Linked DNA regions of Homo sapiens: regions 1, 2, 3 and 5 are each linked to region 4. Evidence: chromatin loops called from intact Hi-C (ENCODE). Cell type or tissue: endothelial cell of umbilical vein. All regions are shown on one strand. Region 1 overlaps NTM (neurotrimin). Region 2 overlaps NTM (neurotrimin). Region 3 overlaps NTM (neurotrimin). Region 4 overlaps NTM (neurotrimin). Region 5 overlaps NTM (neurotrimin).

Region 1 (5,000 bases), 330 kb before region 4:
TAGAGATAATATAGAAGTGGAAATAAAATGTAGAAGCCTATTGTGAAGTTTATCTTTAGAAAGTTTTCATTAAAAAACTTATTTTCCAGAAATCAGATGTGGTGTGTTTCTGCAAGAATTATGAAACAAAATAAAACCAAATAAATTATACCACTAGAACCTTCATAGTACTCTTCCTAAAAGGAATAATTCACCATGCATATTTTAAAAGTGTTCAGGATCATAGATTCAATTAAATTTAATTGCCATATGTGGAGTTCCTACTAAGTGGTCGGCCAGAATGAAGGCATATCAGGCAGAGTTATGACTTACCAACTCTGCAAATACACCTGCAAGCTACTGCACCTGTGGCTTTCCTTCCATAGCTCAAGGAAAATAGGCAAAAAGCAATAAGAATAGGAGGTCGTGTGAAACAGTGAAAGCAGCCATTCTTATTCTTTTGAAATTGTGTACATCCTTCAGCATAATACAGACAAACTAGAGTTTTGATGTATCCAGTACTTGGGAGAAGAGCTATTGTATCCAGTACAATTCCCCAATGCATATTTTACCATTTAGTCTATTCATTCTGGAACCTGGACCAAATGTATACTTTGTGGTTATTTCCATTTTTCTTATGGCATATTGTGATACCAATAATCTATCATCAAATTAGTTCTTAAGATGAGACCCAAATGACCATTTATGCTAGAAACTCTTGATATTCCAAAATTAGCCCATACTTGAGAAGCAGGTCCTATTTTGCTTCCTGTCTTTGGGGACAGCAACTTTCTCTGTAACTTGAAGCATGTCTCTTAACCTTTCCTGATTTCCCCATCTGTGAATTAGAGGTAATTATTCCTAATTTTAAGGAGCCATTGAGAGGATTAATTTGTTAGTGTTTGTAAAGTACTTTAGATATGTAAAGTGCTAAGTATTACTAAATTCCATACAAATAATTTGCAATTTAACATCTAAAGGGACTGAATAATTGACTTTATTCTTGTAGACTATATTCTTATAATATTTTAGCAAATCTGCAAATACATGTTTTTCCCATCTAACATTTGTACAGAGATTATTATTGTTTGTAATACAGAACATGCAAATCAACCCCTCCTTCCTACTCAAGTTAATAAAAACATAAAAGGAATGACTGTCATTAGAAGCAAAGTATCCTGGGGGAAAGTATCTCCCAATTTTAAAAATTGCTGGCAATTCCCTTTTCAAGCAGTCTGCGGAAAAGCTGTCAGGAGAGGTAAAAGGAAGAAAGAAGAAGTCTATTAAGGAATTGGATATGGGTTAGAAAATTAATGTTTTTTTTAAAAAAAAGATGAATTTCCTAATTGTGTTGTTCCTGGACTCTGAAACAATTTTAGTAAACAAGCACAAGTGTCCTCTGCAGTTATTTAAGGACAGACTACATACTTACCCTCAAACCCAGTTTATTCAGGATGCAGGAATAGAATATGGAACTAACTGGACTCTCCTTAGCCCCAAAGATGCTCAAATCCCAGTTGTTGTGTATTCCTCTGACATAATCCCACCACACCGGTGTGTCAGTGCAGCGTTCGTATCACATCTGAATCGCTGGATACCGACTAAATATTAGACAGTTGTGGGCTGCTAGCTGCATCTGCATTTACCTCCTGGGCAAATGCAAGCACTTTGAGTGCTGACGCAGAAGGGTTAGACAGAGCTGCAAATGGTGATTCAACTGGAGCCGCTTGTGGTGTTTATAAAGGGATGTCAGTCCTAAAACAAACTCTGACACACAGAGGCCTGGACTTCCACTGGGGTTGTGCTGACTTGCTCTCTGATTGATGGTGCTACCAGAAACCACTTTATGGAGTTATAGCCTTGGGTGACAATGATTATGGCTTGTAATACTGGGGCTGTATTTCCTCGAGCTTTCCCTGTAGGACTTGGAGGGATTCCTAAAGAGAACAGAATGCCTGTCCCCTACACAGGGAATGAGGAGGTGCCATTCAGGGAGGCTGAGCCGGGACAGGTGAAGGGCACTGCTCTCAGTCTCCTCATCTTTTAACTGGGGAGGGTTATCAAAACCTGCCTTGCAAGATGAGGCCAAAGTGATGGAATAACTTGGAAGGTGTTGAAAAGTGTAAAAGCCCTGTGCAAACATTGTAGTATCAGAATCGCTATTTTTGCTTGATCGGAGCCTTTTCCCTGGCTTAGTACAGCTTTCGGCCCCATCATTCCGCCCTCATCTTCCTTGGTTTCCGAATTACTAGAACAAGGGGTCAGTGACACATATTGAAAGGATCAGAGGACTGGAGTTGAAGTCCTGACTCATCACTTCCTGAGTTGCTCTCGTGGCCTTAGCCAAGTCACTTCATCTTAGAAATTCCATTTTGTTACTTGTAAAATTGGGGCAAAATATCTAACCTATAGTAGGTGGTGAGAAAAAAAAATGAGACAAATGAGACATCTATTTTATTATAAAGCATTATACAAATATGTTAGGATGATTATAAATATTTCTTGGGAAATATTTCTAGCTCTTAGGGAAGCTAACTCCTTTACAGAGAATAAGAGAAGTTGTAGCACTAAAATAAATCCTTTTCAGTCTGCAAAAAACCCCTGTTTAATTCACCGAAAGAAGCATTTCAAGGAAATATGCTCATTCTCCAGCCTGTGTCCCTCTTTCTGCTGCCCCCTTTATCACGTGCGCTGGTGGGAGGCTGCCAACAAAAGAACAGGGCCCTGTGAGGGGAGGCAGGGGTGTTCCCAACCCTCAGCCTGGCCATCGTCCGTCTGTCCAGGAATGTTTCCTTTACCCTCTTTGTGGGAGTCGTCATCCTCTCCTACTGCCATGGATATAATCAGAAGGACCGTGAAGGTAGATGTGGTGGGGAAAACAACAACAAAAATCCTCCCGCCGAAGGTGACTTTCAGGGCTGGTGAGATTTAATTCATTTCCCTGTGGCAACCATCAGGGACGGACATCTTTCACGGGCTGGTTGGGTACATTTCTTACATGCTGGCGGGATTTGGACGCATGCTGTGCCGCTCTTTTTCAACGCCGGAAAAGTAAAACATTGCCCAATGGGGAGCTCTCCACTGACTTGTGTGTAGGAAAATGATGTAGCCAAATTGGTGTGGCGGAAGTTTTACAGAGAGGAAAGCAGGAAGCGGCAAAGAGAAGGAAGACAGATGCTCATGAATACGTTTTTCCATTATGTTCCCAGGCACTAAGTTTGCCTTTCTTGATCCTTACGGTATAATTTTCCAGATCAAGATAAGCATTAAGCATGTTGTCTGTCTCCTCCTGTACAATTTGCAGTTTCAGGTTATGCTCAGATTGATAGAACTGTGAGTATGCAGAGACATTAATAAGCCTATGCATTTAAATAACCTTTATCTTCCAAGGAGCTCAGTTTTATAAATGATGGGACATTGCTATTTTTTTTTCCTGCTTCATATGCTTGGCATTTTTATAAAACTTTGAATTTCAGTATCATCCTTCATGAGTCTAGTGTACCCTCCGAAAAAGGCAGCGATGTCAACAAATTATTATAACAATGAGTCAGTGATACCGAAAAGAATCAGAGGACTGGAGCTGAGGTCCTCACATGTCACTTATCAATTTGCTGTAGTAGTCATAGCCATGTTACTTAATCTTAGAAACTCAATTTTGATACCTGTAAAATTGGTGTAAAAATATCTAACATATACCTTTGTGGTGAAGAAGAAAAATGACATACATATTTTTTAATAAAGCATTCTGTTATACATATATGTTAAGATTATGATAAGCCTTTCTTAGAAGCCACTGCATACCTTAGGAGCAATTTATTTTTTATACTAATATGCTAGAGGGAAACTAAGGCACAGATGGAAAATGTGCTTCTCACTACTACAATCTATAAATCAACAACTCCCCAAACTCTATGTGCAGTCAAACTGTCCTATGAACTTACAACTCACTCTTTGAATTGCCAGCTGAATAACCCACGAGCACCCAAGCTTAGCATCTCTTCTGAATTTCCTCACAATCCTCCTCCTCCACCTGAGTCTTTCTGCAGAAGCTGTTCTCTCTTCCAGTTGCTAGCACACATATCTGTGCCTTTGGGTTGTGTCTCCTAAATCTTTCTCCCATCAGCCTTTTGCTTGCCATTCAAGCTACCAACATCTTAATGAAGTTCCTCCTGTGTCCCTATTAAATGCAATAGCTTTGTAGCTGGACTCTCGGCCTTCGTTGTTCTCCTTCCATACCCCTGAAATCATCTTCCACATCTGAGATGAGTGGTGTAAATAAAATGCAAAATAAACCATGTTGCTTCTAAATGTCAAACAGTTCTGTGGGGCCACATGGACCATAGGATGATCTCAAGCTTTTCTGGATCTTGGGATCCAGAGAGCCTTGTATCACATGACTTCTTAAATGTCTGCCACTGCCAGTCCTGCCTCTCACTGGAACTGCCAGCAACAGCAAGGGAATTTCCTGAAAGCTCCATGCAATTTTTTCATGTCTCTGCCATTGACATTGTATTGTCTTTGCATAGAATCCCCTCCCCGTGTTCCTTAGCTTGACAAGCTCCTCGTTATCCTGTGATCCCAGGAATGTCTCCACCAGGACACAACCAACACATCACCACCGTGTCACCATGACTGACAACAGGCCCTCCACTGTACTCGCCGGGCACCACATAGCACCTGCCATTGTGCATTGTGACTTCAGTATTACCTGATACATCTTTCTTAGCAGAATCCATTACTTGTGTACAAGAAGCGTTGATGGTACTGTTCATATGAGATAAAGGTGCCATAAGCTAAATGTGTTCAATTAGGTATTAGAATTGTACATGCTTGGTCATATAGTCACTCAACCAAGTCTGTTAAGGGTTTACTATGTGCCTTATATTCTAGTAGGTTCTGGGTATTGTAGTGGCAAAGTGGTTCTTGGTTAGGCGTCCAGGTCATGTATCATGTAGTACATGACGGTGGACACACACTTGCCACGCAGTCACCAGGACTGTGGACATTGTCTGAAAATAGTG
Region 2 (5,000 bases), 180 kb before region 4:
GGAGGAGACTGCCTTGGCTTGGGAGCCTCTTCCCCGTTCCCCACCTGGGGATGCAATGGTTTTGCTGGGGCAGCAGTTCATTATCCAGTCCTGAGTTGAGTCACTTTTGCTCATATTTGCACTCTACCTCTAAAAAGATCCCTTCTAACTGGGTCTGAGGCACGCCTCTTGTGTTTATAGAGTAAACTGTCCATTTGGTGGCTGCTGTCTTGCTAACTCGGCAGGGATTGCTGTTTGCTTGTGTCTCCTTCTGTTTCCCAGGTGCAGGGCTACACTAGAGATTCAGGTGAGATCCCTGCAGAGGCCAGGGAGCTTGAGGGAGCTTTCCTACAAAGCTCTGACCATTACCCTGGTAAGATGACAGAGCCAAGCTTTGCTAACGATGTTTCTGTGCTTTTTAGCAGGGAGGAAGGGACGCTGTGTCTCCATACATCCCTGAGGAAGGGCTTGCTGGTCTTTATCTGTCCCGCTGGGATGATACTAAGACCTCTCATTGATAGAGTGCCTACTGTGCGTTAGGCACTGTTCTGTGCATTGTCTCATTTAATCCTCATAGTAGCTCCGCAAGCGAGCACTACCATTCTCATTTTACACCTTGTCTAAGGTCAAATAGGCAGCTGGTAAAACCCCCATCAGTATAGCTCTAAAGCCCCTGATGAATAAGTTCTGGAGAAGTAACGTACAGCATGATGACTACAGTTGATAACAATGTATTGTACACTTGAAATGTTCTAACAGATTAGATTGTAAGTATTTTTGTCACACACACCAAAAAGAGGTAACTATGTGATGTGATGGATATGTTAATTAGCTTAATTGTGGCAATCACTTCACAATGCATACTTACATCAAAACATCATGTTGTACACCTTGAATATATACAGTTTTATTTGTCAATTATATCTCAATAAAGCTGAAGAAAATGAAAAGACTGAGTGCCTGGGAACAAAAACAAAAACAAAACAGGAAATTCAGTGAATCCTGATTTCTAACACAATGAAACCCAAACTGTCTAGCGAGCCTTGTGGGCTTCTTTCTGGCTTCTTCTCCTGCCATTCTTCAGGCACAAGTCACTTTTCACTGTGTCTTACCAAACAGGCCAAGATGCCTTAAACCTCAGCTTCTTTGTTCTTTCTGTTGTGTGCTACAAATTATCTGATTCCGCTCTCCAATTGGTAACTTCCTACCAATTCTAAAAAAACTACAGATCCATCTCTTCTGCTAAGTGTTCCCAAATCCTTTGATCCTTAGATGGACTCATCTTCAAAATTTCAGACTTGTTAGATGCCACTCTCTTTGCTCCCATCGCACTGTAGGTAATGTGTATACACATCTATCTTCCCCATTAAGTTATGAGCCACCAGAATGCAAGCACAGGACCTCCTACTGCACTGTTGTCCTTGTATCTAGTTCAGTATTTGCTATATTGTGGTGGCTTATCAGATGATTATGATAGCACTGTTCTAGGCACTTTATATGAAGAAGGTACTATTATTGTCATCTTCAGTTTACAGATGAGAAAACCAAGGCAAGAAGAGAGTAACTTGCCACATTAATCCCTTTAGTAAGTGAAGGAGCCATGATTGAAATCTCAGCTTCTGGCTTCAGTGCCTATACTTTGAGTTGCTACTCAAAACTGCTTTCCAGTAAAATATTTGGTTAAAGAATATTTTACGAGGCCAAGCTGGGTGGATAACCTGAAATTAGGACTTCGAGACCAGCCTGATTAATATGGTGAAACCCTGTCTCTACTAAAAATACAAAACTTAGCCAAGCATGGTGGCGTGCGCCTGTGGTTTCAGCTACTCGGGAGGCTGAGGCAGGAGAATCGCTTGAACCCGGGAGGTGGAGGTTGCAGTGAGCTGAGATTGCACCACTACACTCCAGCCTCGGCGACAGAGTGAGACTCGATCTCAAAAAAACAAAAAAAGAATGAATGAGACCATGGATACCACCCGGCCTGTTTTGGAGAGGGCATTTCACACTGCGGAGAAATGCGTCGTTCATTCCCCTCCAGCTCATGACTCATTTTGACCCATCTGCCAGCCCGGATCTCCTGCCTTAGGAAGTGAGCTTGGCACAGGTGAGGGCTGTTCTCCTTTCGGTTCAGCCCCAGGTTTGGTTCCTTCAGGTCAAAGGTCACTGCAGCATCCCGAGACAGGTCTCTTGTGGTACCTGCCTTCCCACTCTTTCTCCCTCCTCCTTCCACTTCCTTGTCGCAGATGTAAAATCCTCACAGCCATCTCTGACGCTGCTAACCACAGGCATTCAGGAACAGTCTTGCTCCAAATCCTGCCTCCTATTTTCATATTTCCTGTGGCGTCTTATAGAAATAGCAGAACAATTGCTCATCCACAGGGGGTAAAGGGAGCAGGATTTTATATAATTAAATTTTAAAGTGACAAGTTTTTCCAGCCTGTGGGGTAGGTAGAGGGAAGGGGAGATGAGATGAAGACCTCCTGCATTTAAAGAGGAGCCTGGTCTCGGCATCGGCGACATAGAATCTAGCTTTATTCCTCTTTATTTTTTTTTTTTTTATTTTACCAGTGACAAGGACCGTGGACATAATTTGTACCTTCGGTGCAGCCTCTCTTTTCATTGAGCTGCAGCAGCATTGAGTGCTAAATGAGTCCCTTGTCAAAGGCTGCTTGGAGTCACCCACTTCCAAAGGGAGCGTCCGGATTTTAGGAAGTGTTGGTAATTTATTTCCATCTCCTGCACCAGTGCAAGAGAAAATAAAATGATGGTTCATCTCCCAAAAGGAACATTCTTAACATGATAAGGGACAGAGATCAGAAACATCTGTCTGTAGCAAGCAGGCCTGGAGTTTCCCCATAAACACAGGTTTCCATGCAAACCAAACAAAGGAGCATAAGATACAGGCCAGGCAGATTCCACTTCAGCTCCCAGATTGAAGTAAGTCTCACAGCCTCCTTCCTTTTAAGGTAGGGGACCAGAGGGCCAGCCTGGGCTCTGATGGCCACACCCCAGCCCATACCCCCAGCCAGGCTGGCCTCACACATCACGCCTGAGTGCACAGCACACACCACTCTCCAGCCATTTGTTCCTTTGATGTGTGCTAAGCAAAACATAATTACCCACTTTGTCATATTGCATGTGACTTTGACGGCCCAGTGTGTGGGCCTTTAAAAAAAAATACATTAGAAGGTCCTCAAGGGAAAACAGTGCTCCTTTTAGGGTTTGTTTCAGGACTTCCACAAGGTTCTAAACAACAGACTCAGTGGAGCCTGTTTGCCTAGTAAGGAGTAGGGACTTTGTCCTCACCGCCTGTCACTTACAAATAGAGAGAAAGGAGAGAATACGAACAACAGAGTGGGAAGTGCAAAGAGAGGCACATCTGAGGTTTTCATGAAGAAACTGGGGGAAGGAAAGTACAGGAACCCAAGAGGCATGGAGCACTGTAGCGCCCCTCTTTTGCATGAGGGATCAGTAGCATCCCTCTTTTGCATGATAAATTGTTTCCAAAACCAAAGATGGATGTCTCTGCAGGAACCCTCTCCCTCCACCTTCAGAAACTTCCTACTTAGGCATGCATTTAGCTCCTTTCCCAAATCCCTTGTATTCAAAGTCTCATTTCTCTTGTTCACAGAGACTCCTCCTTCTCAGCCCACCCAAAGCTCATCTCTCCAGCAGTGCACTCCTCCCTGACCCAATTCTCTGCTCCAAAGGAAGGCACCTGGCTACTTTAAGATAGCAGAAATATGCACAGCACACACAGGCCCTCTCTCTCCCTCTCTCTCTCTCTCTCTGTCTCTCTCTCTCTCTCTCTCTGTCTCTCTCTCTCTCTCACACACACACACACATATCCACCTCACCCCTGACCCTCAGAGACTTCCCCTCTTTGTAGAGACACACACCATACCCCCTGGAAACAGAGCTTTCTAAACACATTCTGAATCTACAAATGCTGCTAGGGCTCAGGCTGTGAGGTTCCTTAAATGTGAAGTCTGCTCATGACTGCAATTAATTGGCATTGCTGTGCTAATGGTAAGGCAGCCTCCTGTAATAACCACCAGCAGCCTGCTGAGTGCAGGGGGAGACAGTGGTAGGAGCTGAGCCCTGTGCGTTGTTTACAGTAGAGGAGACGAGGAAACTCATGAGCGCTCTCCTTTTTTGTAAGGCAAAGTTTCACAATTGGTTGGTATTAGCAATTTTCAATCATCTTTTATTAGTGCTAGATTGATTTTCTGGGTTTTTTTTCTAATGTATGAAAGCAGAATTCTCTGAACAACTTTCATCCCTGGTCAGCTGATTAAAAATAGCACCACTACCCAGTTGCTTATCAAGAAGCTCAGAACGAGCTCCTCGTGAAAAGCTCTTTGGATGGGAACAGATACTGTGTGCTGCTGATGGTGCCACCCGGACGCATGCTAAGTGAGATGGTTATCTCTGGGATGAGGTTGACTTGAGGATCCCCTACTCATTGTCTGTGTCTCTGGCAGAACCACTTTTGACAGTGGGATGGCAGGTCTAGGGGATTTGTCAGAATCATTCATTCCTTCAACCTTTTCTGTCCTCATTCTGGGCAAGCACGTCCCTGATTTCAGGGTGCAAATGAATTCCAGCTCTCCTCTAGCCTAGCGAGAGGAGAATGTGCGAATTTGTTTAGACTATGTCAGCTCTCTAGGGCTCATTTCCTCATCTACAACATGGGCACATTGATTTAGATGACTTCTATGAGTCTTTTCATCTATCAAGTAAATTGGTCTAATAAAAAGACTAAGGTCTTAGAAACAAGCTAATCCCTTGTAGGGAGGATACCATATGTTGACACCCAACTATATCAGAAGGCAGTGTGTTCAATGTGCTATAGGAGACACAAAACATTACAGGCATTCAGAAGAGAGAGATCCCTTCTCACTGGGACGACCAAAAGACAGGACTCCATGGAAGGGTTGCGGGGGCAGTCAGTCGAAGCGTGTCTTGAGGGGTGAATAGTGTTGATTGACAGAGATCGAGATGAGGTATAAGACAGGGTT
Region 3 (5,000 bases), 210 kb before region 4:
TCATCCTCCCTGCACCCTCCTGCTAGATGACCTTTCTAAACTAGAAATCTGATCAAGTTATTCCAATGACATCTCATCATTTGCAGGATTGAGCTTCGTCTCCTTCAGGTAACATAAAAGACCCTTTATTGTCTGGTTCCTGACAGCTCTCCCCCTTTCTCTGTCTCCCCCAATTTCCTTCATACCCCTCTCTCTGCCTACTCCATCTCTTCCAGCCTCCGCCCCGCCCATGCCTCACCCTTCCTTTCCAGTCTACATTTTATCATACTGAGCTCTTATGAGGTTCTGGAATACATAAGTTGTTTTGTGATTTCTGTACATGCTATTGTGTTTGCTTGAAATGCTAACCCTTGCCTTCCTACACACTCTCTTTTCTTCATGCTATACTTTTTCATTTCTTTTCATTGGCTCTGCTTCTGTTAGTTACTTTGCGGAAGCTTCTATGAATAGGCCAGGATGAGCAAGTTGATTCTCTCCCTCTCTCCCTCTCTCTTTCCATTTCTCCTTACCCGCCCCCACCCATGCACATATTATTAGACACATTGCTTTGCAATTATTGAAATATTTATCTGTTTCCCCAGTTGGGCTAAGAGCAGAGGGGAATGCTGTTTGGACAATCCTTGTATCTCCGTCTTCTACTAAAGAATCTGGCCAATGTGAGGAGCTCAGTATTTTTTGAGTAAATCAACACATGTATAAATTGTCACCATTCGTAGAACCCAGGAGGTTTTCCGCACGCTGGTGGGCTAAGTGAATATAAAATCGGATGGTAAGTTAAGTGAGAAGAGCCCTGCAAATGAGGCAATAGCAGCCGCAGGTGCTTTGTTCTCACCTAAGCGGACACCGAGCTCACTGGCTTTGCTGAAGCAGCTCTGCAGCACGTTGAGCCGCAGCAGCTGGAATTGCTCTCGTCTGAATCCTCCCTTCTGGAATAGGGAACGAGGGAGTGAAAGACTAGCACATAATCTGTGGGGCTTAATCTTTCTTTGCAAATCCCCAAATACTGTGAAATTGGCAATAATCCAGGCAACTCCAAACTTCTGCTCACCAAATAGTCCCCACCCTGCTTCTACAGAGGGCAGCTCAGGTGTTTTAAATGCGGAAGTAGCTAGTAGAGAGCAACTTCACTCCTGTAACCTAATTCATTCTCAGCCTGGAAAATGGAACGTAAACATCACAACCTCAGCCAGTCAGAGTTTTGCCGCACTTCAGCTCCTAGGAAATCATTTCAATTCCTCAAAGTCTATTTTCCCCTTCAACATCCATCCATCCATCCATCCGTCCATCCATGTGTGCATCCGTCTGTCCGTCTGTCCGTCCATTCATCCGAGAGACACATCGGGTGTCTTCCTGGTGCCAGGTATGTTTCAGAGAATATGGTTATGTTTATAGAGTTCACAATTTAGTAAATATTTTGTGTCATCTAAGAGTGCTCTAAAAATCTATAATCCTGACCAGTAGAAAAAATAAAACTTTTGAAAATTAAGGTTTCAAGAAAGCTCTTATTTCTTAAAACTGTATAGAGGACTGAAAATCTGGAGCTAATAAAGACCTTGGTACGGTTGACTTTCCCGTATGTGCTACTGGGAATCCAGGTGTCTCAAGGGACAATTAAGAGTATGACTGCCTCTTGTCCCTTTCGAGTAGTCCTTTGAGGGTTGTTTTATCTTTCTCCCATTTTAACCATATTTTACAAGTCTAACAAGACTTGAGAGGGTGATGCTCTGAGACTTCACTTGTGTTCTTGAGACACATACTCGAGTGGGATCTTGGTTCCATTACTTTCCAGTTCTGTGACTTGGCTACTTTCTATAACCGCTCTTTCCCTTGGTTTCCTCATCTGGAAAATAGGAATAATAATAACACTCATTCTCTAGTGCATCCCATGGTGAATGCTAGCTGAAATCAACATATGTAAAAGGCTTTGCAAATGCCTGGTTTAACGGAAGTGCTCTACAAACAGTATTGAAGAGGATGATGTCGATTATGATAGTAAAAATAGATTCTGAGACACTTTGTATTTCCATTTTAGAAGTGCCTCCCCTTTTTTTTTTCTCCTTTTCTCTTTCTGAGACTATTAAAGGTTGTTCTTATCAGTAAGGGCAGCTTTTCCCCTTTTCTCACTTCCTCCCCACTCCCCCTTTGTCTGGAGGTTCCTTGGCAGAAAGGAACATGTGTTTCTTATATGTGAGTAACTCTGATATCTATTAGAGTCTGCTGAGTGCAGAGAGCTTAGTCACTCCTGGGGGATGATGCGTCTATATCGGGCCTCAGCTCCTATCTACAGCCTCCGTCAATGTCAAAAAGATTTCAGGGCAGGTGTGAGGTTTAGAATTGAGGGAAGGACAAGAGCTAGTGAGACAGCCTTCACTGAGAGAGGGACTGACGGGGCCCCCATGACCATCTCGTGTTTGGAGGGTCTCTGGAAGGGCTCCTGAGACTCAGCACACAGTGCTGCTCATGGCTGGGCTTTATTCCTGTGCCATGGTGAGGACACAGGGCTGGATCATAAGGGGTCAAGGCACAGGCAGAGTCTGAAGGAACCCATGTGAGACTTTCTTATGCTCTTTCCGTCCCAAGAGGGTCCCACAGAGCCCACTGTCCCTCCACAAAAATGCAGCAAAACATGTGGGATGTTTCTGCCCAGGGAAGCCCAGTAGAGACTCAGAGTCTAAGGTCTTAACTGGACGCTGGTCATATCGTCACCCTCTCCCTAGCACTTACTAACATACCAGATTCCCAGAAGGAAAATACGTATTCAGCATAAACCACATTGCTTGCACGGATAATCTAGGCACAAGGAGCCACGCTTACTAGTTAACGAACAGTGGAAACCTTCCTGAAATCCAAGTTTTCTGGTGCCAGCCAAGGACCAACCATGCAAGCAGGCCTTTCTAAGGGCAGCAGGTCCCAGGAAGTACACTTTCACCACCCCCTGAATTCTTAGCTACATTTCCTTGGTAGAGGTGATGGTGGGGCTACATCATCTTTCTGATTTGCACAACCTTCATGGACACACGTTTATCTCCCTGTCTCTTGCTGGCTACATACTTATGAAAAAGGCCTGGCTGCCAGAGGCATGATAATGCCAAAGACACTGATGTCCACAACTGGGCACCTCCTTGTGAGCTGGCATCACTTAGAATCGAGCCTGATTTGCCAGGGGCTTTTGCACCCTGTCGGTTGGCCTCCACTTCCCTTAGGGTGTAATCTTAGTCCCCTAGGATTTCTTCAGCCCTACCCCTGGCTTTCTGGCTTTCCCATGGGTATCCTGTTACTGAGAGCTGAGCATGAAGGGGACAGTGGAGTCAGAAAAAATATCCCTGTCAGCTGCCAAAAGAAGACATCATTTTCCATTGCATGTGAGCTCTATTATGAAGAGCTAGGAAGGGCCTACACATCAACACCAAAATATTAATAAAAAGAAGGCTGTACGGTCCTATCCCCAAGTGCTAAAAAGACTTTAGACCAATGTGACCTGTGGTATAATTGCACAATTTCAAGCAGCCTTTCTAAATTAAAACGTAATCCCCCAGCAGTGAGGGGCTTGGGTGGCCCCTCCCCCTCCCTGGGATTCATTTCTCTCTTCCAGGCCCATCTCTTTCCTGCCGTAAATCTCTTTCCTTCTGTCTCTCTGTCTGTTCATCCTTCTATGTCCTCTATCTAGCTTTTCCTTTCTTGATAAAAATTAAGGAAAAACAACTTGATAGATTTTCCGATAACCTTCTAGAAAGTCTCACCGGGTTACATTTTGCTTTAATAGCATTTAAGCCAATCTGCCTGATGTTGCTGTAAAGGTCAATTAAATTCACCCTAAAAATTTCACTCCTGGCTCATTATACAATTGGAAAATGAATTAGAAGCACATGCTGCCCCTGAGGTTTCTGATATTTCACTAATGAATATGTCTTAAAATGCAAAAAGAAAAAAAAAGAGAGAGAGAAAAGAAAAAAAGGTGTTGTAGGCCACACAGCAGCTTGCAGTGCTACCAGCTGGTGCAGAACATTGTCATAGGCAGTGGTCTGAGACTAGTGAACACTAGGTAGGCCTGTCTCCACTCCACATTCAGAGGTGTTCACAGGTCCCAAATGCACGTGGGTCTGGTCAGCTCTTCACCACTCCTCTGCACATCCAGAGCCCACTGTTAAACCCCAGGGGAGGCATCCAGCTCACCTGACTCTTCGTTGGCTGCTCTTAGTGCGGTCTCAAGGACCACAGTTCAGTTTAATATCAGCCTGAGCAAAATGTGATTCTGAAGGTAAATCTACAAGGATCTTTGTGGGCAGAGCACGTGTGTTGCAAAGCCAGGTCTCAGTTGATCTGGGGATTCTCAGACTGTCTGAGAATTTTAGCATTGTAACTGTCTGAGGAGAGAACAGCCCTGTGGAGGAGGGAACATGTATTTCTGGGTCACTCTGAGGGCACAACTGGGGCCAAGAGTACAGAGAACACAAAGTCAAGTTTGAGCCCGACTTAAAGAAGTAATTTTAACTGACTTTCTCCCCAACTCCTGACAAAAGAAAGCCATCAGACAAGATAGCAACTTCCTGGTCCCTGAGGAAGGCTTCAACAGAACTGAGCAACCCTATCCCAGGAGTCCATGTTTCAGGTGGAAGTCTCCTTAATTCATTCACTCATTTCTTCATTCTGCATATTTATTGCTGTGTCCTAGACAGTACTAATCTTGAGAATGAACACAATTGCCTAGTTGTTATGTATGAATCGAGGGTTGTTTTTTATTTTTGTTTGATGGTAAGGTTATATTTTAAAAGAATATACCATATCTAAGTCCCTAGTTTCAAAAACTGTCCTAAAATTCAGATTTTTGCTCACATTGGAGTTGTAAAGGACTTTCATGTTCCTCTTATAGCAAAGGCTGTGACTTTTCTGCTTTCATGAAACTGCAAACTGGTATTTATTTTAGGACAAGATGGCTCCAAACCTCGAAATATGAGTTATTGGATGTCTGTCTTCAGGTTTAAGTATAAACCTAGCTGAAT
Region 4 (5,000 bases):
CACACTGACCATCACAGGTTAGTTAACACGTCACACAGCCAAGTTAACACGTCACACTGACCATCACAGGTTAGTTAACACGTCACTCAGCCAAGTTAACACGTCAAACTGACTGTCACCGGTTAGTTAACACGTCACACAGCCAAGTTAACACGTCAAACTGACCGTCACAGGTTAGTTAACATGTCACACAGCCAAGTTAACACGTCACACTGACCGTCACAGGTTAGTTAACACGTCACCCAGCCAAGTTAACACGTCAAACTGACCGTCACAGGTTAGTTAACACGTCACACAGACAAGTTAACACATCACACTGACCGTCACAGGTTAGTTAACAGGTCACCCAGCCAAGTTAACACGTCACACTGACCATCACAGGTTAGTTAACACGTCACACAGCCAGGTTAACACGTCACACTGACCATCACAGGTTAGTTAACACGTCACACAGCCAAGTTAACACGTCAAACTGACGATCACAGGTTAGTTAACACGTCACACAGCCAAAACACATCAAACTGACCATCACAGGTTAGCTAACACGTCACACAGCCAAGTTAACACGTCACACTGACCGTCACAGGTTAGTTTACACGTCACACAGCCAAAACACGTCAAACTGACCATCACAGGTTAGTTAACATGTCACACAGCCAAGTTAACACGTCAAACTGACGATCACAGGTTAGTTAACACGTCACACAGCCAAGTAAGTTAACACGTCAAACTGACCGTCACAGGTTAGTTAACACGTCACACAGCCAAGTTAACACGTCACACAGCCAAGTTAACACGTCAAACTGACCGTCACAGGTTAGTTAACACGTCACACAGCCAAGTTAACACGTCAAACTGACCGTCACAGGTTAGTTAACACGTCACACAGCCAAGTTAACACGTCAAACTGACCATCACAGGTTAGTTAACACGTCACACAGCCAAAACACGTCAAACTGACCATCACAGGTTAGTTAACGTGTCACACAGCCAAGTTAACACGTCAAACTGACGATCACAGGTTAGTTTACACGTCACACAGCCAAAACACGTCAAACTGACCATCACAGGTTAGTTAACACGTCACACAGCCAAGTAAGTTAACACGTCAAACTGACCGTCACAGGTTAGTTAACACGTCACACAGCCAAGTTAACACATCACACAGCCAAGTTAACACGTCAAACTGACCGTCACAGGTTAGTTAACACGTCACACAGCCAAGTTAACACGTCAAACTGACCGTCACAGTTTAGTTAACACGTCACACAGCCAAGTTAACACGTCAAACTGACCATCACAGGTTAGTTAACACATCACACAGCCAAAACACGTCAAACTGACCACCACAGGTTAGTTAACACGTCACACAGCCAAGTTAACACGTCAAACTGACCATCACAGGTTAGTTAACACGTCACACAGCCAAGTTAACACGTCAAACTGACCGTCACAGGTTAGTTAACACGTCACTCACCCAGGTTAACACGTCACACTGACCGTCACAGGTTAGTTAACACGTCACACAGCCAAGTTAACACGTCACACTGACCATCACAGGTTAGTTAACACGTCACTCAGCCAAGTTAACACGTCACACTGACCGTCACAGGTTAGTTAACACGTCACACAGCCAAGTTAACACGTCAAACTGACCGTCACAGGTTAGTTAACACGTCACACAGCCAAGTTAACACGTCACACTGACCATCACAGGTTGGTTAACACGTCACTCAGCCAAGTTAACACGTCACACTGACCGTCACAGGTTAGTTAACACGTCACACAGCCAGGTTAGCACGTCACACTGAGAATCACAGGTTAGTTAACACGTCACACAGTCAAGTTAACACGTCAAACTGACCATCACAGGTTAGTTAACACGTCACACAGCCAAGTTAACACGTCACACTGACCATCACAGGTTAGTTAACACGTCACTCAGCCAAGTTAACACGTCACACTGACCATCACAGGTTAGTTAACACGTCACACAGCCAAGTTAACACGTCACACTGACCATCACAGGTTAGTTAACACGTCACTCAGCCAAGTTAACACGTCACACTGACCATCACAGGTTAGTTAACACGTCACACAGCCAAGTTAACACGTCACACTGACCACCACCGTGCTTGCCTGTATTAAGCCCTTGATGCCTGTGTATCTGTTAAAATGAAAGACTGTGATAGTAGAATGTTCCCTTCCTATCAGTGAGGAGATCATTTGATTCAAATGTGGGAAAAATTAAAGATCATGAAAATACATTAGCCATGATTATAATGGGAGTGTGGGGAAGGGCATGGTAAATATTTAGAATAAGCTAAACTTCTAATGAAATGAGATCTCCTCAGCTGGGGCTGGTGGACCCAGATGAGCTTCAGTGGGTCATGAACCTCCCAGAATTATATGGGGTGTGCGTTTTTGTGTGAAAGAGAGAAAGAACATTTTTTTTTTCTGGAATTAGAGTTCATAGCTTTTATCAGATTCACACAAAAAAGTGCGTTGTATTATAAATGTAACTACCTCATATATATGGTAACCAGGTCATCCATCAGTAGCAATAGGCCTGTATTAGGAGTCCTTGACGGTGGATCTAATAAAATCTTCTGTGCTCGTAACTCACACCTACCTGGATATTCTAGAATCAGCTCTTGGAGAACTCAGAGGTAATACAGATAGTGGTTCTTATAGGGATTGGCTAGGGCAAAATTAGGAGATGCTTGTTGTACCAAAGTCTACTGGTATGTTTCCTACTAATAAATCATGCCTGATGCCCCCAAGTCAATGACTCGATAGAGGAAGTGAGTGATGAGGCAGGCAGCATAACTCTGTGAATGAGCCAACCCCAGCCCTTCCCCTGACTTAAAAAGGGGTTAATGAACACAGATGGCTGCAAACCCCCCAAGCAGCCAGCATACTGTAAAACAATATTAACATCATTGCCTTTTGAATACCATGTCTTGTAAACCCCAGGATATGACAAGCCTCTTTAGAATCTTCTTTGATTGTGTTACTCAGACTCCCGTAGGGAAGTAGGGAGGGGTAGGGGTAGATACCAGAGGAAATGTGTAATTAGGAGTCTCTTAGAACAATAAGGGTTCTCAAACACATATGTGTGCAACTGATTTGTTGCTTTTGGTATTTCTGTTGGTGAGTAATTAACTAACCATGTTTTGGGGGCAGTCTGTGCAAGCTTGGGCAATCTGATAGTTGTGAACCATGGGGAAAGAATAGTTGCCTTTAGCTATATTTTCAGAAAAATACTAAGTGGAGATGTGAATGGAAAGGAAAGAACAGACTTTCTGGAGAGATGCCATTATGGTAATGTCAGAACTTCCTTTCAGTCTCAGATAAATCTTTCTTGTTATCACCCTTATTTTTAGTTTTACTCAAGACAGGAGGCCCAGTTCAGTTGGAGAGTGCCGTGTACACAGATATCCCTGCCACCTCCCCGGGAGAGAGGCACAGGGGCCTCTGCGGGACTCTGGCCCCTTATTTTACGGTTGTGATTCCTCCTCACTGTGGTGCCTGTGTGTGGGGTTTCAGGGAGAGGGGCCTTTTGATTTGACTGCTGAGAGGAATAGGGGTTTTCTCCTGGGAACTCTTCTGAGAGAATAAGCTTTTGACAAACACTCTTTGAAAGTTACTCTATGGCCAGATGCGTGCAGATCCAAAGATGGTGTCATTTGTGAAAAATGAGGCTGGCTTATGAGCTGGGTCCATTTGCACACAGCCTGCAGCCACGGAGTCCCTCAGCTTGGAGATGTGCTAGCTCCTTCTGTCCTGTGGGCTGCTGGGGCTTTGTGTCACTGGCATCAGAAAACAGAATTTGGCAGTTCTCTAGGCTAAGGGTTTCCAAACTAAGTGTCCTCTGTATTAACAACGAGGAGCCAAAATGGGGACTTTTCTATTTGTGAAGGGGATCCAGTGAAAATAAACTGTTTTATTTTGGTGACTTTGAGTATAGGAATTGTCTTCTCTGGACCTCAGTTTATCCAACTAGAAAAATGGGAGCAGAGGTGCCTAGTTATCTTTAGGAATGTTCTGTGACTTAATGAAGCAATATTTATGTAATGATTTGGTGGTGTAAATGTCCCCAGCAGTGCATGATGTTAGTTGTATGTTTGCAAAGTACCTAGCTCCCCTGGTAAAGGTAACCTTTGTAAATGGCAAGCTATGAGTATTGTTAAAAGGACATATGGCTCCACCTTCTTTCCAAAAAAGATCACTGAGGAATATAGGGCCAGTTAAATAGCATAGAAAGAGGTTCAGAGTGTCTTGACCTGGAGCAGTTTTTAAAACCTCAGGCCAAAACTCCACTAGGAAACTCACCAAACTAACCATTATGGTCAATTTCATTTTGAAATAAAGCACCCTAATTCATCTGTCCAGGAGTCCAGGTTCCTGTGTGGCCCAAGGTTGCATTCGGAGGTCAGAGTAAATCCTGTCGCTAAAGAGCCACTCCTTCTAGAAATAGCTTTTTTTAATGTCTGCAATTTCTCAATTCAGTTCTTTGACTCTTTAGTTCTATCCCATTTCTGGCCACAAACCTGTTTGGGGTTTGCTCCACCATAAGTCAACACATGCACATGCTTTCCCATCAGTTCCCAGAATGCAGAGGACACTGTAGGTCTGCTAAGGGGCTTCTTTCAGAACTTCTGGGGTTAACGTGGTTGGAATGTGTGCTAACAGGCTGCTCTCACAGTGGCAGTTCTAATTGGCTGAGGATGAGTCTTGAAATGTCACAGAAAGATTTATCTCTCAGCACAGATTCTCCCTCAACTAATTTTTCAGTAGGCCACCAGATAATGGGTTGTTTGGAAAACAATATGCAGTTCTCAGATGCCTTTCTGTGTTGGAATGAACTTGGTAGGCTATTTGAAGCAAAATGGCTGATGGCAAGGAAACTCTTGACTGACTTACAGGCCATTGGACACTGGGAACACCAGGCCTTGCTTGTGAGGGATTTGGCTGAGTCAGTTTCTCAGGGTCCATCA
Region 5 (5,000 bases), 160 kb before region 4:
CGCCCATGCCATAGGGCTTTGCCAGCCCTGGCTCCTGCACTCTGGGAGAGCCGCTGCTTTGTCCTGGGCCTGACTGTGCCCGGGCTTTCCTGGGGTGCCTTCATGCCGTGAGCTGGTGGGCAGACAGAGATGCTTTCTCCTGTCTGAACGTGGCTTTCTGAGGCCCAAGTCATGGAGTCTGATTTGTCCGTGGAAAATGGCATTTACTGTAGTGAACTGTGTTCTGTTCCTGCTCTCCACCAAAACGGTACATGCAAAACTCGTCTACTGAAGAGAAACTAGGTTTCAGTGTTGGGTTGGGTCCTGATTGGCTTCTGGGGTTAAGGCTTACAGGCACTGGGGGAGGAGAAGAAGAAGAATCTTGGTTATGCTTTGTGTAAGGTAGAATGATTCTATCTCCCTGATTACCTTGCCTGCAGAAACGCTAACTGAATTTCCAGTGTTGATAAACCACACCTCTCATATGCGGGCAAAACACTTAATGATTGCGATGGGAAATTTTATTCTCTGGGATTTTATAAGAGAATAAGCATGAGGTGGACGTTAAGAAGGTTCATGGGAACGATTTCCCTGCCTCTCCTTGGTTTAGTCTGCCCTCCTAAATAAAGTTTTCCAAACTAAGCGACAGAACTAACCACAAGGCAACATGGCAATATTCCTGTCCTTTGCACATGAAGATTTCTGGAAAGATAACCCTGGTGCTGGTGTCTACTGTTTTGCCCCTCTGATGACTTCTTCTAGGATTGGGTTGTTTTGGACTGTATACTTAAGGCAATATCTATAGGATAGAAAATGGTGAAGAGGAGGCAATGTCAATACAGAGCTGAGTTATCAGGACATTGCCAAAGGAAGTGTGTAATTTAGGGACCCGTGCAGGGCTACAAGCATCCAGTGATCCTTTGTCTAGGCAAAGCTTAACCTCATGGCTCTGGTGAACTCCTAGTTATTTGTTGGCTCACGAGACCCACCTCTTCCACTCTTCTGAGCAAAAATAAAGCAACTTCCTTCCCCCACTCAGAAATGATTGTGTATCTGCTTTAAAAATGGATTTCAGGGGAGTTACAAATATGCAGTGATTTCAGACTACTTAAATAAAAAACCAAAAATAAATGTCTAGAGCAGTAATAATCAAGGAAATTTTCTTGTTCAAGAAATGCTTGTTCTCTGGATGCCCTCTTTGTCCCTAGTCCTTGGCTGCAAGGAGGGCCTCCCAGGGACAGAGACATTCTGAATGGGGAACATTTTAGATATAAATGGGATTTTTTTTTTCAAGGAAAAGGTGTAAGGTAGCTCTGTAGAGACTTGAAGATAAATAAACAGGAAGTGGGTCCTGGCAGACAGAGACCAGGCCAGAATCTGGTCTCCAGAAGGTAGTCTTCAAGGCTTATCAAAGTCAGGACTGTCCAGAGGGTGGCTGCATTCAGCAGAGGCTGAATCACGGGACAGGCCTGATTTAGGAGGAGCTTCTTTTTGAAATCGCGTTATCATGTACTGGCTGACTTATCTTTCTTTGTCTTCCCTTTCATGGTTCTTTTTTCTCATTCTGCCGGTCCCCCTCTCTCTTTCAGCACTAATGTTTGTTTGCATTTTCACATGTGTTCTCAACCCAGTGGTATTGTTTGGGTGTGGATGGAGATGGGAACATGGTGGAGCTTCCTTTCTAGACCCTTGAATTGACCCCAACCCAGCCAAGTTCCTTCTGGAACATCTCCTGCCATTCTGTGCCAGCCTCAGGGGCTGAATGTCTTCCTGACACTCAAGAGAAAGGCCCTGACAGTGGATGGAGCACTACAGGGCAGGGATTAGATGAGCTAGGGTCTGAGCGACACCAGCCCTTGACCACAGGCCTGACTTAGGATGTGAATCAGGCACCAGGTGTAACAAGCAACCAGTATGGAGGATGCTCAGGCCTCTCAGGATTGCCCTCCTTCTCAGACTCTGATGCGCTAGAACAAGGAAGGGCTGCCCTGCTGGGATGGACTTTGGTGGGGTGGAAGCCCCTGAACTCTCAAACATAGGTCCTGCATTTTCTTGTTCTGTGTACAGAGAGGCAAGTAGGAATTTCAGAACGTATTTTGTTTGCATAAAAATTGCTGCATTTTCACGTAACCTGACTGTAGGTTGCAACCATCTAGTAGTTCAGAGTTCTGAGTTATTTTCTTTTTGCTTTGTATTGTGTGTGTGTAGGGGGACAGAGGACCCTTCCTTCCTTCCTTCCATCTATCTTTCTTTCTTCTTCCGTTTGTTTTTTTCTGTTTTGACTAATCATATAACCAAGCTGTAAGGAACCACAACTAGGGGAGACCAGAGCACCCGTGCTCTGGCCTGGAGGGCCGCCATATCCATCTTCCTATGGGTGATTGGGTGATGATGGTGATACATGTAGTTTTCTTCATAACCAGCAGAGGACTTTTTGCTCTAATTTCATTTTATTCTGCTTTGTTCTCACCAACATCATATTTTGAGGATCTTTTGCAGTCCCTAAAGAATAAATGCTCAGCAGAAGATTCTAATTTGAGGAAACTTTAAAAAATGTTTTATCTTATCCAAGTAGCTCTAACAATCCTTGTGGAGGTATTGGGAAATGTTTCAATTAGCATAGCACTGACAGCCTGAAAAGAATTACAATTTGCAGTCTCCCACTCTTTCTGCCCTCCCGCTGGCATTCTGTAGGCATATTTCTTAAAAGGGTGAGGTAAAACAGAATCTGCATTAATAATACTATTAGCCAATGTTAATTGAGTGCTCACTATGTGTTGGGGAGTATCTAAGTGTTTTAATAATATCTCACCTATCATTCAGCCTCATGACATTAACACTTTAATAACAGCCCTATGGTGTAGGAGTTACTATTATCCCTATTTTACAGACGAGGAAACTGAGGTGTGGAGAGTTTACATGCTTTGATGAAGGTGGCACAGCTAGGAAGCTTTGAAGCCAGGCTATGAAGCACTGGTAACAATCACGTTAATAAGATACATAGTACTATCATTGGTCTGTTACTGTGTGAACATTTTATGTAAACAGTAACATTTACTCCTCACACCTCTCTGAAATAGACAATTATTCCCGGTTAAGGCCTAGAGAGGGGGAACTTACCTGAAATCACATAAGCAGCCAGTGGCAGACCAGTATGCTAGCTCAGGACTCCATTCCTTGACTTTGTACACCAAGCTTCCCAGGACTATTCAGGACCCTTTGGATTCGTGTTCCTCTCATTCCTCTGTGGCACTTAATGTCTTCCCTATTCATTTTGGCTTAGACCCTGTTTTCCAGTGTTATCTCTCTGTCTTCTTTCTTCCCTTGGGCTGCAGAGCACCTCTTGGAAAGCAAGAATCATGCCTTGTCATGGCATGAGCACTGTGTGCTGGCAGATGCTTACTCAAACAAAATGAATGAAAGCCAAACAACGATATCCCCCAGCTATATTCAGTTTATCTCCTTACCACATTTCTCTATCATTTTATTTTAAATTTCAACTACGGTCAATCAGAAATGTATTGAGTGGTTCTTTCAAGAAGGGGACTGTATTAGTCCGTTAGGCAGTGCTGACAAAGACATACCCAAGACTGGGTAATTTATAGAGAAAAAGAGGTTTAATGGACTCACAGTTCCACGTGGCTGGGGAGGCCTCACAATCATGGCAGAAGGCAAAAGGCACATTTTACACGGCGGCAGATGAGACAATGAAAGCCAAGAGAAAGGGGAAACCCCTTATAAAATCATCAGATCCTGTGAGACTGATTCACTACCACCAGAGCAGTATGGGGAAAACTGCCCCGATGATTCAATTATCTCCCACTGGGTCCCTCCCACAACACATAGGAATTATGGGAGCTACAATTCAAGATGAGATTTGGGTGGGGACACAGCCAGACCATATCAGGCACTGAGCTGGGTGTTTGGGTGTGGAAAGGCGTACGGCCTGGACTTGGCTTTTGGGGGCTTGGGTCCAACTGGAAAAGCTGGCTGTGGACAAAGAGGTCATGGACCTTGTGAGGCAGAGTACACCATGAAAACGTGGGCGATCACGCTGTCCGTGGCTGGAGCAGAGCCCCTCTGTTGGAGTGAAGGCTTTCTGTGGGTTGGCAGGACTGCACTAGCTCCTAGCTCCTGGGTGGAAGTGAGCAGACATCAGTGAGGAATCAGAGAGCCCCAGAAGCCCCAATGCATGGGTGTCATTCACTTAGAGACCTTCACTAAGCATCAACACACCTGTCACTTGGCAGTTTCAATGAATGCTTTCCACATTTCAGAGATTCCCCAATTAAGGCAGCAGCTAGTAAAGTGCATTCTTTCCTGGGGATCACTTGGCAGGTGGGTATCAGAGGCTGAACGCTGCATTCCATCGCGCCTCTAGACCATAGGCTTAGCGATTGGATGATGTTGTTTTTCCCGGGTGAGTTAGGAATTGAAGGTCTGAGAAATGTATGTAATTTTGGTTGAGTTTTGATATGGGACTCCATGGAATCACACAGACTAAATGTGGTTTTGATACTTGAGAGGACGCGGGAGTCACCCTCTAGATGAAGGAAGCTGCGGCACTTTGCTCATGTCATGTAAGGTGCTTGGAGTTTCATTTGATAAGCAGATGGATTCTCTGGTAGTCCCTCCAGCTACTCCACAGCCTCTTAAGGGCGGAACTAGGCCTCCTCCAGGCTTGCCTCCTAATCCGCAGCACATGGCTTGGCCTGTGGAATTTGCCAATAAAATCCGAAGGACTCTCATCCTGCCTTTCCTTTCACTCACTCTGTTGTGGACACCCATAAACACAGCTTATTCCAGCTGCAAAGCGTTTCCTCTTGTGGTCCGCCCTGCTGGGAACACCCCTACCCTGATCTTCCCATGGACAGCTGTTTCTTGTCATTTTGGCCTAAGCTCACAGAGAATTCCCTCCCTGATGCCTTTCCTGATACCAAATCAAAATAATCCTCTACCACTACCACCAGTCTTACTCTGGCATATCATCCTGGAGTTTTTCTTCAGAACAATCATCTCCA

What was found. A loop is a pair of places that touch in the nucleus more often than their neighbours do. Peaks named below come from ENCODE experiments on the same cell type or tissue, not always from the same donor. Only the 100,000 strongest peaks of a DNase experiment are listed, where the experiment ranks them.
Region 1: a loop joins it to region 4, with 7 times the contacts of the local background. A loop is called at or near these places in 2 of 110 quality-filtered maps.
Region 2: a loop joins it to region 4, with 8 times the contacts of the local background. A loop is called at or near these places in 3 of 110 quality-filtered maps.
Region 3: it touches region 4 in a loop (8-fold over the local background); 2 of 110 quality-filtered maps call a loop at or near these places.
Region 5: it touches region 4 in a loop (5-fold over the local background); 6 of 110 quality-filtered maps call a loop at or near these places.

Annotation. Positions count from the first base shown.
Region 1 is chr11:131,743,323-131,748,322 of GRCh38, forward strand. All of the region lies in intron 1 of NTM (neurotrimin), which reads left to right. Among named protein-coding and RNA genes, the nearest start is that of NTM-AS1, 82 kb to the left of the region's middle. In endothelial cell of umbilical vein, no CTCF peak of the experiment used is centred here; DNase peaks (open chromatin) are centred at 1,719 and 2,269; H3K27ac peaks cover 2,921 bases.
Region 2 is chr11:131,886,386-131,891,385 of GRCh38, forward strand. The region is part of intron 1 of NTM (neurotrimin); the gene reads left to right. The region is part of intron 1 of NTM-AS3 (NTM antisense RNA 3); the gene reads right to left. Among named protein-coding and RNA genes, the nearest start is that of NTM-AS3, 8.4 kb to the right of the region's middle. RefSeq lists an enhancer at 2,468-3,361. In endothelial cell of umbilical vein, no CTCF peak of the experiment used is centred here; no DNase peak of the experiment used is centred here; H3K27ac peaks cover 1,327 bases.
Region 3 is chr11:131,857,816-131,862,815 of GRCh38, forward strand. All of the region lies in intron 1 of NTM (neurotrimin), which reads left to right. Among named protein-coding and RNA genes, the nearest start is that of NTM-AS3, 37 kb to the right of the region's middle. In endothelial cell of umbilical vein, no CTCF peak of the experiment used is centred here; a DNase peak (open chromatin) is centred at 2,146; H3K27ac peaks cover 1,386 bases.
Region 4 is chr11:132,069,302-132,074,301 of GRCh38, forward strand. The region is part of intron 2 of NTM (neurotrimin); the gene reads left to right. LOC124902795 (a long non-coding RNA gene) reads left to right here. Exons shown (of 2, transcript XR_007062958.1): 1 at 1-1,664; 2 at 1,873-5,000. Among named protein-coding and RNA genes, the nearest start is that of NTM-AS3, 170 kb to the left of the region's middle. In endothelial cell of umbilical vein, no CTCF peak of the experiment used is centred here; a DNase peak (open chromatin) is centred at 2,990; H3K27ac peaks cover 3,446 bases.
Region 5 is chr11:131,912,074-131,917,073 of GRCh38, forward strand. The region is part of intron 2 of NTM (neurotrimin); the gene reads left to right. Among named protein-coding and RNA genes, the nearest start is that of NTM-AS3, 17 kb to the left of the region's middle. In endothelial cell of umbilical vein, a CTCF peak has its summit at 2,374; no DNase peak of the experiment used is centred here.